2 separate regions of the Homo sapiens genome follow, and region 1 is linked to region 2. Evidence: chromatin loops called from intact Hi-C (ENCODE). Cell type or tissue: PC-3. All regions are shown on one strand. Links, peaks and the distances in the headings refer to the core of each region. The heading gives the core; the rest is flanking DNA. Region 1 overlaps PIK3R1 (phosphoinositide-3-kinase regulatory subunit 1). Region 2 has its middle 21 kb from the start of TILRLS.

Region 1 (8,000 bases), core at 1-8,000, 1.0 Mb before region 2:
AAATGAAACCAGTTTTCTATGTGTTTTGATCTCACTGGGGAAGGAAACCTGTTGGTCAAAATGTACCATTGACGTGAATCTTGGTTGTTGACTCTATCTCACGAGTGGTGTGAAGAGTTTTTTTTTTTTTTTAAATAACTAAACTGCATCATTTTGTGTTGATCACATTATAAACCTAACCACTATTTCTCAAATAACTTCCACTTCATCGGGCTCTGATGTCTAAACTCTTCCTGTGACTAAACGTGTTCATAATTTGACCAATTTTCTGACCCAAACATGTGTCTTCATTTCAATTGGCTAAGGACAAAATTCAGCGTTTCCTTAAAGCCCTGATAAAGCTGTCAGAAACACCGAAAAACAAGCCTTTTCACCTTGAGTGTTCTGCATGTTAACTTCTAATGACCTGCTCTGTGGGAAGTGCAGGAGGCAGAGCAGCAAAGAGGATATGCTCTGTTCGCATGCAACTGATTTCCATGTACAAAGGAAAAATGGAGTTAAACATTTTTTTAACTTTTGAAACATCTGGTCAGAACATTTCAAGTGTAAGAATTTACTGATACTGATAAAGGTCTAGTCTCCTCCTTTTCTCCAAAAAAACCTCTTTTCTAAAAGTCTCAGAAGTTGCCTCATTTTGAAACTGCCTCATGCTTCAAATTCTCATTTACTGTCATGTGGGCATTCTTTGTACAATTATACCTCTGACGGAGTCCAAAACTGAGTTTCACTCTTTTTGGCTTAAACACCTAATTTCAGTTAAAATGATGTGAGGCAGTATATAATTTTTTTAAGCGTTATGAGGGAATGAAGGATCTTGAAAGATTTATAAGAAGATGACTTGCTGGAATGCTGGCAAGTAAATTGATTTGTAGTTTTTCATCTATGCCAAAGGAGGGAGTGGGTGTTTGGGGTACTAAAGCCCTCTTGGCTAAATTAATTAGTGTTATTTAACAAACTGTCCTCAATTCTTCCCAATTCCACATCCAGTGACATCATGTTGGTTAGCTTGAAATAAGCCCCGGTGGGAATATTCATGCCACAAAAATGGGCAGATGCTACAAACCAGGGCCTTTTTCTTCCTAGAGAGTTGGTTTATCAGCACACCACTGAACATAACAATATCGTGATGTTACTTAATGCACTCAACACAAAAAAAGAAAGAAGGCAAGCCAGAAAGAAAGGGAAACGGAAAAGGAAAATGGAAGGGAAAGGTAATAAAAGAAAAAGGATGTCAGAAGAGACATTTCTTAAGTGACATAGGCTTAAAAATATTTTTTAATTGATTCAGATGAATTAGATGTAGCCAAATTCAGGGTCAAGGAAAGATGGTAGATACACAGAGCGAGAGAAACACCAAGAGGTGGTTTCTCTCCTCTGCAGGACCCAGGGCCTGATGGCTATGATGATGACCAACATGCCTGCAGGGAGGCGTGCACACACTTGCAGCCCAACTCAGGAGAAAAATTTCAAAGGTTTGCACTGTTACCATAACAGGGCAGGGAGAACTGTACATGATTTGAGTTCCCTTTAAATTTAGAACACTGCATAGATTAAATTCAATTTTGTGTGTGTGCATTACCTGAAACAGAAAGCCAAGACCTGTCTTTCCCATTTGCATTTCTAGCTCTGTGACACTCACCACAATCAAGAAGCTGTCGTAATTCTGCCAGGTTGCTGGAGCTCTGTGTTCTGTATAGAGTTGAACATTCCAGACCTAGGACACAAAACAGACCACAGACCATGTATGCAAAACACAGCTCTCTGGAGAACCTGTGAGGCTGCTGCCAGAGACATTCCAGTTTCCATCCAGTATCTGTTCTAGATGTGTACCAAATATTCTTGGAAGTCAACTCCTACTATTAATCTTACCTGGCATGTTGATAATTTTGGCAAAACCATCTGGCCTCTAAGAAGAAAGTTAATCATATTTATTAAATTATGAAGAATTTAATAGTTTCCATATGGAAACTACATGATAATCTAGAGTTAGAAATTATAGACTGAGACATTTTTCCCAGTACTTAGCCCCAAACAGTTTGAGTGTCCAGCAGAGTATCTGGACATAGCTGGTAGTAGGAAATTTACTTAATGAATGCACAAGAGACAAATAATAAGAGCCATGAAATAAGGGTAGAACAAAGGAACTGATGCCCTCTAGCAGTCTGGTTACCTTTCTTTTCAATGGCTTCCACGAGCTTGATAAGAAGAGGCGGGGCAATGTCAGGAGGGGCAAACTGCTCTGCAAGATCCGGGAGAGTCAAAGCTGCAAACAACAAAATCCCACCATTGTATTTAATTTGGATAGTTGAATGCATTAGACCACAATGAAGGACGTACAAAATAATTTAATTACATCAGGCCCGAGCAAGAAGAACCCCTGCTCTGGGCTTTTGCACTTTCCAGGCCAAAGTGATATGCCCACTGCTTCTCACCTAGGGTCTACTCAGAGTAATGCTCCAGGATTTCCTGCTAAATGGCCTCTTATGGCCTTTCCCCCAGGTCCACCCTCCCCAGGACAAACCCCCCTGTCTAGGTACACCCCTGGGCCCCAAAGGTGGGGGGAGTGGCAGGATGGATGGGAGTTTGGATGTGCAGGGAGAAGCCAGGGATGAACCAGGATCCAGCTCTCCCCATAATACCACACTCTAGGGCAGAACTCTCAGGAGCCCAAGAACCTGAATTCAGATCTCTCCTCCTGGTCATTAGGAAGAAATAACTGCCTAGAAAGGATGGGACAGATTTTATTGAACAGTTGACATGATTTATAACAAAAATACTTAGGCACAGGGTACTTGGGCCTCTTTTTGCATTCTTGCCCCAAGCCTCACAAATGCCAGGTATGGGCTGAGTCTCAGATCCAGAAGCCAATATGAATGATCACTGCCCACTTGATATCAAAATAAATTTCTGTATAACTTTGTCAAAGCCTTTGTTTATGTATTTTTTGGTCAATTAGTAGTTTTTAAAATGTGGTGTTTTCGTAAACTTTTTGCATGCGTTTTAACCATTTACAATGATACCAAAAAATCTAACTGGATGACACTCATAAATAACATTCTTCAACATTACATTGATAACCTTATTCTCAGTCCAAAAAAAATAAATAAGACCATTGTAAGCAAAAAAATTCTCAAATTATGCCAGAAGAGGGAGCTAAATATATTCATCTTAAATTTGTGAAACTGCAAAATAAAGGTAAATTAAAGTCATTATGAAAATATAAGTACAACCTGTTTATTAGCCTCATTGCTTGCAGTCTTTTCTAGGAATAATTTATATAATCTGAGAAAGACTAAATATTTGCAATTTTGTTTCTGTGAGATTTTACCAGTATAGCTCTTTATTAGAAGCCATATACTATGGTAAACAAATTTCCTTTTTCTTTTTTTTTTTTTTTTTTGAGACAGGGTCTCGCTCTGTCACCCAGGCTGGAGTGTAGTGGCGTGATCATGGCTCGCTGCAGCCTCAACTTCCTGAGTTCATGTGATCCTCCCCCCCCAGCCTCCTGAGTAGCTGCGACTACAGTGCACAGCATCACTCCCAGCTAATTTTTTGTATATTTTTAGTAGAGACGGGGTTTTGCCATATTGCCCAGGCTGGTCTCGAACTCATGGACTCAAGCAATCCACCCACCTCAATCTCTCAAAATGCTGGGATTACAGGTGTGAGCCACTGCACCTGGCCAACAAATTTTTAATTAAGCCTGTATTTCAAGTACTAAAAGTCAACATAGAACAAATTCACGTTATGAAAGTAATGTTATTAAATTTTGATCTCAGAGAAGTATGATTAAGTCATTTTGCAAAAACATTCTTTCAGATTTCAGTATGCAATGTGCAGTACATAGATGGATGCATGATCTTTCCACCTAATTCTATTAGCCATTGCAACTACCCAGGATAAAAAGAGAAGAGCTATATTATGAGGGAAAATCCTACAGTAGCACTATTAGAGCTTTCTGTGATGATGGAAATGTTCTACAGCTGTGCTCTCTGATAAAGCAATGACTAGCCACAGCGGTTATTGAGTAAAATGCAGCCATTCCCAGTGAAGAACTGAATTTTTTATTTTAACTGATTTAAATGGAAACAACCATAGGTGGCTAGTGCCCATAAAATTAGAGAGTATAGTCTTACTTGCCTGCACAAGGGCAAATTTTGTCAATGGCAGATGAAAGATTCCCGAGTCAGCTTTGTGTTAGAGATCCCACTCTAAAGCTATCCCTGAAGACAAGGCATCTTAACATAGAGCTAATCAATATTTGAACTCAAAGCCCTGCAATGTTTACCACTCGATTTCCTGAGTGACTTTGTCCTACTGCAACATCACTGTAACACATCTTAGGTTTCATAGAAGCACAAACGACTGGCCATTAACTTTCCAGTCACTGTGCAGAGGGCTGGGTGGGAACTTCACCTCTCTCTGGTCTCTCCCACACTTGCCAGAGCTAAGCACCACCTGGAGGACGTGCTAGAAATACTGATTCCCAGGTACCACCCTAAATCTTCAGAATCGGAACATCCAGGAATGGGCTAGTAACCTGTTTGGGGTTAGAAATAAGCTTTAGGACATACTCTTTTGATAAGAAAATTCATGTGGGTGATCCTATGAAAAAATCCAGCAATGACATCTCTCAAATCCCTGTATGTTAAAATGTAAATATATCTGAAAAGCACTTCAAATACAAATGTCTTAAAGGTTTCACAGTCCAATTAAAAGCATTATAAAATTTTAAAAGAAATATTATAAAATGAAAGAGCACACCATTTCATTTCCTCTGATAAATTATAAACCACTTCCCTTTGCCTTAATATCAACTCACAAAAGTATCCTCTCTCACAAACACCTTCTACACTGAATACAATGAAATATCATCCTGTCAGCATATATAATAGAAGGGAAATATAAAGGTAGAGAAATGATGTAGAAAAGTGTTATTTATTAAGATCCATTATTGTGTCACTCCTTAGGCCCCTCAAACTAACAAGACTTAGCACACCCCAAATCTCAAAAAGCTAAAGATTAAATAGTAAATACATATCCATGCAACTCTCATGCAACCAACATGCCAATTCCTCTTCCCCTTTTCTCATAAATTACACAGGCATTTTTTTAATTAAAAAAAACTTTAATGTTGGCTCTGAAAATGGAATTACTTAATAAAGGTTTGTCTCATTCCAGAGTCTTATCAACACAATCATTTCTGCAGGCAAATATGAAAGTCAAATTAAATGATAATTAAAGATTTCATCTAATTGTGATTGAAATATGCACCCAAAAGTTGTTATATTGCTGGGCTGGCAAATGCTCCATACAAAAGGATTTCCAGCTCTTTCTTCATTAAGCTTGAAAAAATTTTTTAAAAAAGCAAAACTTCCTTGCTTTCCTTTGTCTTTTCAATGTTTTTTCGGCAAAAAGTGTTAGTTTACCTGCAGTATCCTGAGCTACAAAACATTATATGTTTTACACATTACTCATTCAGGTGTTGGACCAAGTTTCTGAAAAGCACTGTGCTACACCAAGTCAGGATCTGTGAGAACACTGGAACTTTTCTCAAAAGGCACACCAGATTGCTTTAAAAAGAAAAAAAAATACACATGGGTACTAGGAAGTGTAAGTACTCTTTTTGTAATGTATTGAGTGACTCCCCACTGAATTTGTAATATTGAAAAAAGCTTTATCGCTCAAATGTATGAATCATCATAGCTGATCAGGATTTTGCAACTGGAGTTTAAAATGGTAAATTTTACAGGGATTTTTTTTTTTTTAAATAGCAATTCAAAGATTTTCTATTCCTTAGTACAAAATGTCTGCGAGTCAATCCATTTCCTCTTTAAAATATTTAGACATGGTGAATGTGAAAGTTCTACCCAAAAAGCTTTAAAGTTTATATCATCTACTTCCAACAATAGGATCAATTAGCATTGAAAGTCTAAAAAGTCTTTTAAAACAAAATATTAATTTTTATGACAATCCTAAAATCAACTATGCCTTTAATTTTACTAAATACACAAGGTCAAGAATTACTTTTCCATTAGATTCCACTTTAAGAAATTCCAACAGGAAATGACAATTGCTAGGAATTACCAAATTTGGCAAGGTGTTCTTTGAAAAGTCCACAATAAAGCACCATGTTACAAAGTTTGATAAACCAAAAAATAATAGTACTAAAAACAAAAAGATGCAAATATTATCAATTATATAGGGTGGGGTATGGAGCAAACACAAATTAACAGAGCACCATCCTCCAACAGTTTACATTTAAATTCTCATTACAGTTCAGCTTTTGATTTTTATACCTGAATAAGTAATGGGTTTTGGTTGTGAAGCTTGCTGTAGCACAGTGTATAAGTGTGGAGAACCAACTCCACTCTTAAGAATCTGGGCAAATTTGTTGATTCCTTTACTACAACCCAATCCCAGTTTTTCACTAGCTAAATCATTTTTCATTGAAAGAAATCAGTATTGCTTAGGAAGAAAAGGATAAAGATCAGCAGAAAGGTTTAAAAGTAGTGAATCCAAGACACGCATTATTTCAAAAGAAAGGAGGATTCAGCCTTCAATGTTGACCAGAACACCAATGAACTAGGTGTCCCAGGTTGTAGGAAGAATATTTGATGACACATCCGATGCTGCATTTTCCACTCGTTCTAGTTTTCCCCCTTTGCCCTGGTGACAGCCAATCACATGGAATAGAAAAAGAGCCTTCTCTCCAAACTTCAGCCCTTCCCAAACCACTAACATGGACAGGCCTCGACAGTCCTTGGGCACCAGCGGTGTGTGGGAGACAGTGGCATTCTTTGCATTAAGTGATGCCAACACCGTTATGAAGTGCAAAATGAAACCACCACACAGTTGCACCTTCTGGAGGCATTCACCATAAAAAAAGATATTTTGAAGTTAGTGCCTGGCAGGGCCCACTGGAAAGTTTAAGCTGAAACACTGGGACTCCAGAGGCTGCCCAAGCCAAATATTTCATTACTGATGGAAGCAGTTTGGAAGTGTGTGAAAAACTGCCACTTACCTCTAAAAATGTAATACAAAGAAAAGAAAGTGTATATGCAAAGTGTGGATCAGTATTATATCAAGATGTTTGTCTGCTAACTGCTGCTGAGTCAAAGCTGTTTCTGTCTGAATCTCTCTCAGGACTTCAAGTGAAAAATGTATATTCTGGTGGGCAAATCTAATCCCAATTCTTTTCTTAAATAAACCTTTAAAGCATATTCATACTTTATGCTTGTAATGATTAACACCCTGAACTTTAAACTTATTAAGCTTTACGGGTGACACTACAACAAATGATGGCCTGTGCTCTTTGACTAAGCAAAAACAAAGCAAAAAAAACAACGATGACTTCCTTAATTTTGGGACACATCTGTTTAATCAGTAGTAAAAAAGTGATTAGAAGCAGAGCTTTAAAGCCAAAGAGGCTTAGGTTTTAATCCTTGCTTTGCCACTTACTGAATTCAGTAGTCTTGGGCAAGTTAGTTAACTTGAATCCCATTTATTCATCTGTAAAATGGGAGTAATTATGTGCAGTAATAAGGATTAAATAATATATATATATAAACATGACAGGCATCGTGCCCAGTATGTAGAAAGCACAAACTAATAGGTAGTTATTATTGTTAGAATTAGTCATGTAATCTTTATTATTGTTTAGATTATGGAAATACCCGATTGCAATTGCAGGTTTTAAGACCAGAAATTATCATACTTAGACTGTTCTCAATACTTTTCTAAGGAAGCAAGCTGGAAGCACATTTGCATTTTGCCTTGTATATATTTGCATTTTGCCTTTGTATATATAAACAATACTCAAAATCTTCAGAAGTCAAAACCAAAATATTTTCAATTTATCATACTTTCCCCAAAAGGACCACAATACTAATATATTTGAGATATTAGACTTCAGTTTTCTGAATGTGAAGACAAAATGAAGTTGGAATGACTGTGTGCTAAATTATATTGAGTGTGGCCGAAACAAGAGCTTTTTTTTT
Region 2 (8,739 bases), core at 337-8,336:
CCTATGTTGAATAGGAGTGGTGAGAGAGGGCATCCCTGTCTTGTGCCAGTTTTCAAAGGGAATGCTTCCAGTTTTTGCCCATTCAGTATGATACTGGCTGTGAGTTTGTCATAGATAGCTCTTATTATTTTGAAATACGTCCCATCAATACCTAATTTATTGAGAGTTTTTAGCATGAAGGGTTGTTGAATTTTGTCAAAGGCTTTTTCTGCATCTATTGAGATAATCATGTGGTTTTTGTCTTTGGCTCTGTTTATATGCTGGATTACATTTATTGATTTGCATATATTGAACCAGCCTTGCATCCCAGGGATGAAGCCCACTTGATCATGGTGGATAAGCTTTTTGATGTGCTGCTGGATTCGGTTTGCCAGTATTTTATTTTATTATCTGACAAAGGGCTAATATCCAGAATCTACAATGAACTCAAACAAATTTACAAGAAAAAAACAAACAACCCCATCAGAAAGTGGGCAAAGGACATGAACACACACTTCTCAAAAGAAGACATTTATGCAGCCAAAAAACACATGAAAAAATGCTCACCATCACTGGCCATCAGAGAAATGCAAATCAAAACCACAATGAGATACCATCTCACACCAGTTAGAATGGCAATCATTAAAAAGTCAGGAAACAACAGGTGCTGGAGAGGATGTGGAGAAATAGGAACACTTTTACACTGTTGGTGGGACTGTAAACTAGTTCAACCATTGTGGAAGTCAGTGTGGCGATTCCTCAGGGATCTAGAACTAGAAATACCATTTGACCCAGCCATCCCATTACTGGGTATATACCCAAAGGACTATAAATCATGCTGCTATAAAGACACATGTGCACGTATGTTTATTGCGGCATTATTCACAATAGCAAAGACTTGGAACCAACCCAAATGTCCAACAATGATAGACTGGATTAAGAAAATGTGGCACATATACACCATGGAATACTATGCAGCCATAAAAAAGGATGAGTTCATGTCCTTTGTAGGGACATGGATGAAATTGGAAATTATCATTCTCAGTAAACTATCGCAAGAACAAAAAACCAAACACCGCATATTCTCACTCATAGGTGGGAACTGAACAATGAGATCACATGGACACAGGAAGGGGAATATCACACTCTGGGGACTGTTGTGGGGTGGTGGGAGTGGGGAGGGATAGCATCAGGAGATATACCTAATGCTAGATGACGAGTTAGTGGGTGCAGCGCACCAGCATGGCACATGTATACATATGTAACTAACCTGCACAATGTGCACATGTACCCTAACACTTAAAAGTATAATAAAAATAAATAAGAGAAAAAAGAAAAAAAAAGGAGCAACGAAAATTCTGAGTACTCAGAGATGAAATGTTTTGTCAGAGAAAGCTCTGTGCTTCTTACTGTTTGTCTCATGGCCCCCTTCACACTTGAATTCAGTTTGGCTTGCTTCCAGATATGAGGCTGGATTGTAACAGCTGTCTGAGCCCTCATAACATACTTGAAGTCCTTTGGTTAAGCTCGTATCAGCCTTTTATCCTGATCTTTATCTTTTGGTTCCTCGGTATGACATTCTACCATTATTACACGGTGCATGTTATTGTTGCAGACCACTTTATTTCCTTTATGGAATGAGGTTTTGTGTAAATAAATCAGTAATACATGTGCACCTTAGGGGTCGCTCCCTAACAGTTGGCTTTTGGCGTATGTGAGTCTCAAAACCGGAGCCACAATCTCAAGCTCTTAGTGATAAGCTATTAAATACCTAGTTGGCTATTTATAATGTCAACATGGTATTCTAGACTTGGAGCTGAAAATCTCAATTTGATTCCTGACTCTGCATTTGGTGATTTTCCCTAAATGTTTTTCTTCCCCTGCTCTGTTGTTTCTTGATACTGGCAAGGGTGGAAACTCATAAAAAGAAATGCAAAGGGCATATTTCACAGGAGATTACCAAAGATTGCAATAATCTTGGCATCCTTTGCTATTAGGAAGAAAACTGCTTTAAGAAAAAAAGGATATACCATATTGAAACAATTTATTAACTGATTAAATACCAAGATAATGTATGACTCTTCCATCTCATAACAAATCAACTGCTAGCCAACCTTACAATTCTCTTTTATGAGACCTTTTAATACTTTTTAAACTAAGTCTCCTAAGGTTTCTAAAATAGACTGCTTGACCTCGAGCCCAAATCAACAAACTTCTCCCATGTATCCCCCAAGCCCTCAGGGGTAAGGGCCTGACAGCTGGATGTGGGCATGACACAGGAAGTACAGTGTGTACTGCCCAACACACGCCCAGGAATGTCTGCAGCTTGGGAGGATCAAGCATGTACCTGTCTGTGTTTCCTGTGGTCTCTGGGAGCTGGAAGCTAGACCAAAACACACCATTTGTCAACTGTAGCAAACCATTAGCAAAATAGGCAAGTGGTAACAGGGCAAGTGAAACAACAGGCAGGTGGCACTTCTGTGACACCAATGACTGCAAACACAATTACTAGGCTAGAATATGAACAGCACACCTTTTAAGACTCCCTTAGCCCAGGAGTTCAAGATCAGCCTGGGCAACATAGCAAGACCCGGTCTCTACAAAAAATTTAAAAATTAGCCAGGCATGATGGTGTGTGCCTGTAGTCCCATCTATGTGGGAGGCTGAGGTGGGAGGATCACTTGAGTCCAGGGGGTTGGGCTGCAGTGAGCTGTGATTGCTCCAATACACTCCAGCCTCAGCAACAGGCAAGACCCTGTCTCCAAAGAAAAAAAAAAAAAAAAAAGACTCCCCCTCAGAATACATATGAATGAATAAGTGAACAAAGAAACAAATAAATAAATGGCATTCCTAGCCATGTTTCAGAACCATTAGAGGACATAATCAGAAACTTCAACATAAGCCCCAGGTCTTCTGCTTCTGTCAAAACACTTTTTAGTTGCTCTTACTTCTATATATATTAATCAGCCTCCAGCTGATTCAAGATTTATCATCAAAGAATCAGATTCTTTTCATTTTTATCAAATTAGGAATTAAATTTCCTTTGTGACACTTCTCTCTGAGACGTATAATGATTTCTTTTCTTTTCAGATATTGTATCACCTTCAATTCTGATAACCATAGAACACAGGGGATCTTTTATCATTTTTAAAAAATCATAAAGGATCTGAATCTTTTAAGTATAATCTTTTAAGTGACGAATTGTTTCAAATAAATCACTTAAATCCCTGATGTATTATAGGACTTGACATCAAAATTAAGTACTCAAAATATGCAAGCACAGTATTAGAAATGTCGCATGTATTAGAAATAGCCCACCTGCTCTAACATAAGCTAGGGTGGATGGCGAAGCCCACTCCCCCACCACACACACCACTGCCCCCTATACACAATCTTTCCCCCATATAACTTCCCAGGTGGATACAGAAGCGTCTCTGCAAAATTTGGCTAAAAACCGCTATCTAAATACAATTCAATTAGAAACAAGAAATAAAGAGTTCATCAGATACTTCAAAACAATATAAAGTTGTCGGTTTTATATTGCTGTAGGCTCAGATCCTGCCAACATGTTGAATGTCTAGTATATACCAGGCACTCTCCTTGGAGTCACATATTCCCATTAACATATATTCTTCCAGGCAGGGACCAGCTGATTTCTATATAATGCATTGCATTTCCAGCTGGGTCAATGCCTCTGTAGTGTGAATTATGTGGGAGCTATCACAGCTACAACTTTCATGAGCAACTTGTATTTTCTTCCCCAGGTATAGAAAAACCCAGCAGTCTTCCCAGGCTTCCTGCTTTGTGGATGATGGAATATGTTATAGTATGCTGAGATAGAATTGATAAAAATTACATAAGAAAAGTAGAATGAATATATATATGTATGTCTCTTTCCACTTTCTTTCAAAGCTATCCACAGTATTTTATCTAAATACAAACTGCAAAACAACGTAGGCCTTTTCCCTTTCATTTTATTGCATTTTTTCTCCCTGGAATAATTTCTGAGCTTAACTCCTGATTCTGTCATATAGTGTGGCTTTGTGACAACTGACAACTTATTTAACTTCCTGGAGCCTCGCCTTAAGAATGGAGTTATCAGCATCATCTGATTCAGAGAGTTGCTCTGGGGCTGAAATAAGGGAGAATCAATGTAAAATTCAGGGCGTTAATGCTTTTTTGTGTTAGATCACTTTCTACTCCTGGCCTTTCTTCAAGTGTAAGATTATCTGGACCATTATATCAACACCCTATCTTTGATGTACAAACATGTGAATTATCAGCTTTTCATCTCTCTGTCAGTAAATGGATACCCTATGCACATACAGAATGCACAAACATGAAAATGTCTACTTTAAATAACAATGGTACCAGCAGCACGGAGTCACATAATAGACAACATGTTTTAAAGTAAAGAATCCTCTTCCACGGAGTATTAATTTACCAGCTTTCTACATGCCAAGTTCCCAAAGCAGTCAAGAACATCTCAGACCTGCAGGCTTCATGTTTCCCCTAATGGGGTACTAATTGTTTTCACATAAATGCCCCCACTGTGCAAGCTCTCTATGTAGAATGAAAGTGGGTTGTGGAATGGTAAAAGTAAACCATCTTTCTGATGTCTACAATGTCATGCTTCAGAAGATTCTAGAAAAGGTCTAGCTGGAATTAAATATATTTATATTCAAAAGCTTTAGTATTTAACTTACAAGAATATCAATTGTGAGCCACCTTTCTAAAAAGTATCACCACTTCCCATAATATTTACTTCTTCCTAAAACAATTATGTTCTAAACACACACACACATACACACACACACGCACACTCTGTCTCTCTTTGATAAAAAGTATTTTCTCTGTGAAGGACTCTAATTTTGCATTTTCCTTATTTGCAACCCTGTTTAGGATTTTAAAATGAGGTGTTTTAATAGCGCCACCTGGTGGTAATGATCTACTTCAAGTACCCAACATAACTTCTCTTTCCTCACCTTTTCTCCTGTTTTGTGAGCTGTTTCTTTCATTTGTATTCATGAATCATTCCTTTGCATTAGTGTTGCTGAAGAAAGTAATGATTTTATCAAAACAAAGTAGGCTATTACAAAAAAACTAACAGAAGTGTTAATGTGAGCAGAACAGTAGAACCTGCACACTTAAGGGTATGCCACTCATCAGGGGAAAGAAATGTAACTAAAAATCAACAAAAGGCTGTGAAGAAACAAAAAGGGGAGAGGCAGTAACTCCAAAATGGGCTTTAGACAGAAAACTCACCTGATGTAGGGCATGTTGGCCAACATTTTCCTTTTATATATCTGCCACATTTTCTGCCTTGTGGCCAGTCTGAAAAAACTAAGCAGCCCAGTACAGCAGGCAAATGCTTCTCAGTCACAAACAATGGAATATTGAAGCCATTGATATTCCTCTCACAGCGGCAGGAACCATAGCAGGTGCTAAAGGAATTGGTTGTTTATGAAGAAATAATCAAATATTCCCTCCCTCCTTCCTTCCTTCCTTCCTTCCTTCCTTCCTTCCTTCCTTCCTCATTTCTGCCGCTTCTCACACAGCTACCAGCATCCCTCTCCCCAGGCATCAGAGTGCTACTTGGGGAAAATAATAATAATGTAGGATTTTTTTTCCCTAAATCACTTCAACTCCAAGGACCCATTAGCAACTTATGCCCCTTTACAGATCTCGCCAGTTGATCATCAAGAAAGGCAACTTTAGAGATGATGCAATCAGGGCAAAAAAAAAAAAAAAAGAACAAGTAACTGCAGATATCTTTTTAATTTTTTTTTTTTGTATGTACCTTTTTGAGAATTAGGTCATTAAATTCATTGAAAATTCCATTCTTCATCCAGCCTTTGAAAGTTCTCATCTTGTTCAACTTTGAAACAGATCATAAGGTGGATTCACATGGTGAAAAATGGGAGGGACAGAATGAAGACTTGACAACAATGAAGAGATAATGTCTACCTGGAGGCTAACCAATGGCACCCAGGCTGCTGAAAGAAATTCCTTCAGCAGGGGCCCAGGGAAGAAGCCTAATTTAAAGGTCAGAATCAGACACACAGACACACACGTACACACACACATGTACACACATTAATCTACACAATCACCAGAGCAATCATCTAGCCCATTTGCATCAGCATAAGGTTTCACCTAAACTCTCTGCACTGACCTTTTATGGAAGATGTTTGCTTTCTAGGGCCTGAGACCTGGGACCAGCTCCCAGAGACGAGGGTACAGGGGAAAGGACCTGAAAGTCAAGTTTTATGGAAGATGAAATGGAGAGAAAAAAAATATTTGTTTATTGGTGATTTTAGTTAACGGGAACAATAGCTTTGCATTGACAGACAATAAGTGAGGGGAAAATAGTGGTGGGGTGGCGGTGTGAGGAAGCCGACATGGATAGAGCAGCCAAAGGAAGCTCTGAATAGGCTCTGGAAAAAACTACAACCCAACAAACTATTCCATGACTGTAAGGCGCTGGAAGCCTGCCAAAGTCAGACATACATTCTCACTGACCTTTTTAGACCTGATTGACTCCCAATCAGACTATGAAGACTGTGACCGAGGAGTGAATTCCTGTTCCTTCCTGGTGATCCTGCATTACTTTCCAGTAAGTTCTCTCATGGTCCAATTGTTCTTTTATCTGCACAGGAAGGGAATGTGTGATTCCTTTTGGAAACTGGAGTACTGTGGGAGCCAGGCCCACTCTCCTGGCTGCTGGAGATCTGAGCATACCCAGGTCTGGAAAGAAGCCAAGTCATGGGGACTGTGATGCAACAGCTCACCTTACCACCAGGCTAGATGGTAGCTTTGACTTTCTAAGACCCAATAGCCTGTTAGTGACCATCAAACAGAAATTGTCATAACTTCAATGGTATAAAACTGGGTTCAGGAAACTACAGATTGTGGGCCAAGTCAGACCTATACCTATGTTTGTAAATAAACCTTTATTGGAACACAGCCACACTCGTTTATTTAAGTATCCTCTACCACTGCTTTCGCACAACAAGGGCAGAGTTGAGCAACTGCAACAGAGACCATTGGCCTACAAAGCCAAAATAATTTACTATCTTGCCCTTTACAGAAAAAGGTTGCTGACCTCTGGTTTAAAAGCAGGATCATTAAGAGAAGGCTGTGTGATATGCCAGAAGGACCATGAGAAGGGGCCTCCAAAGGCCTGGTTCTAGTGCCGCTGTCTGTTAGAAACGATCTAGATCTGTAACACTGAGTGAACTTGAATGTCTCTTCTAGCTGCAAAAGATACACAAATTCTGTAGTTTAAGCGATTGGTAATGCACAGGGTTTCAGATATCCATTTCACTGTCCAATACTCTCCATTCCCAAAAGAAATGTCATTTTTCTATTTGTAATCCAAAGATGGTGGTATATAAAATAATTACACTGGAATCCATACTTTGTGCTTACACAGAAAGAAACATACACACATGCAGGCACAGACACATGCACACACACTCACACAAATGCAAACATACACACACACACTGGAGCAAGCCTTCCAGCTCACTGCTCTGAGCGTAGGGTTTCATGCTCAAGATCCTTGCACTGACCTACAGGAAAGACAAGTGTCTTCTAGGGACTCACCACTTGATTGAAGAAAGCTGCTGTGTCTAGGGCCTCAACATCTGCAAAGCTGTAATCAAAACATTACTATTCAGTTACCATCTAAGACACAGCTGTAGAATTATGGAGAAATGTTTTATCAAAACTAAGCAATTGTCTGAGTCTGTCTCCTGACTGAAGAAAGAAGAATGCCTAATTCACAAAACACTTCATACTTTATAGCACATTTACATACAATATAATGGATGCCACCCTATTTACTTGTTTTCTATACCATCTTTATTTAGTGTTTATTTTATGAGCCTTGCAAATAGTTTCCAAACATCTCTAAATCTAAGAAAAAGTTAACTGAGTAAAGCTGATTTTTTTTTTTTTTTTTTTTTGAGACGCAGTCTCACTCTGTCGCCCAGGCTGGAGTGCAGTGGCGCAATCTCGGCTCACTGTAAGCTCCACCTCCCGGGTTCACGCCATTCTCCTGCCTCAGCCTCCCAAGTAGCTGGGACTACAGGCGACTGCCACCACACCTGGCTAATTTTGTGTGTGTGTGTGTATTTTTAGTAGAGACGGGGTTTCACCATGTTAGCCAGGATGGTCTCGATCTCCTGACCTCGTGCTCCGTCCGCCTCGGCCTCCCAAAGTGCTGGGATTACAGGCGTGACCCACCGCGCTGGCCGAGTAAAGCTGATTTTAAATAAGCTGTCTTAGTCTGGGTTCTCTCCAAAAGCTGGGCCTGAGACAAGAGTTTACTTTGGGAAATGATTCCAAAGAACAGGAGGAAAGAACAAGGCAGACTGAAACAGGGGGAGGGAAAGCCAATCCAGAGGTCTTTTACTGAGCTGATCACTGGTATAGGCAAGTGAGGCGCCCCCCTCTTGGGATGCTTTGGGTTGCCTTGCCGAATGAGTCCCTCGTATGTCTTTCTAAGGGATGCCAAGGGAAGTACTATCGTCAGCTCCCATCATTGCCCCCATGGGGTTTTCATTCATTCCCACTTGTGGTGTGTGCATAGGGCAGAATGGCTAACCCGGTTTCTGCAAAGTCAACAACAGCCTCAGAGAAGCCCCAGGTCAGAAAGCGAGAGTTTGGTGGTGCAGCTGAAGGGAGAGGCTGATAGGTTACAATCACACAGTTATCACAGCAATGCCTGGAGTCAAAAGGTAGGCTAAGAGGATG

What was found. Hi-C counts contacts between places; a loop is a spot of excess contacts. Peaks named below come from ENCODE experiments on the same cell type or tissue, not always from the same donor. Only the 100,000 strongest peaks of a DNase experiment are listed, where the experiment ranks them.
Region 1: a loop joins it to region 2, with 10 times the contacts of the local background. A loop is called at or near these places in 36 of 110 quality-filtered maps.

What each region holds. Positions count from the first base shown.
Region 1 is chr5:68,267,653-68,275,652 of GRCh38, reverse strand. It overlaps PIK3R1 (phosphoinositide-3-kinase regulatory subunit 1), which reads right to left. Exons shown (of 16, transcript NM_181523.3): 3 at 2,171-2,263; 4 at 1,640-1,714. Among named protein-coding and RNA genes, the nearest start is that of PIK3R1, 56 kb to the right of the region's middle. RefSeq lists an enhancer at 442-491. In PC-3, for the core only: a CTCF peak has its summit at 3,170 (motif pointing right); no DNase peak of the experiment used is centred there.
Region 2 is chr5:67,242,425-67,251,163 of GRCh38, reverse strand. No RefSeq gene overlaps it. Among named protein-coding and RNA genes, the nearest start is that of TILRLS, 21 kb to the left of the region's middle. In PC-3, for the core only: a CTCF peak has its summit at 4,929 (motif pointing left); a DNase peak (open chromatin) is centred at 4,913.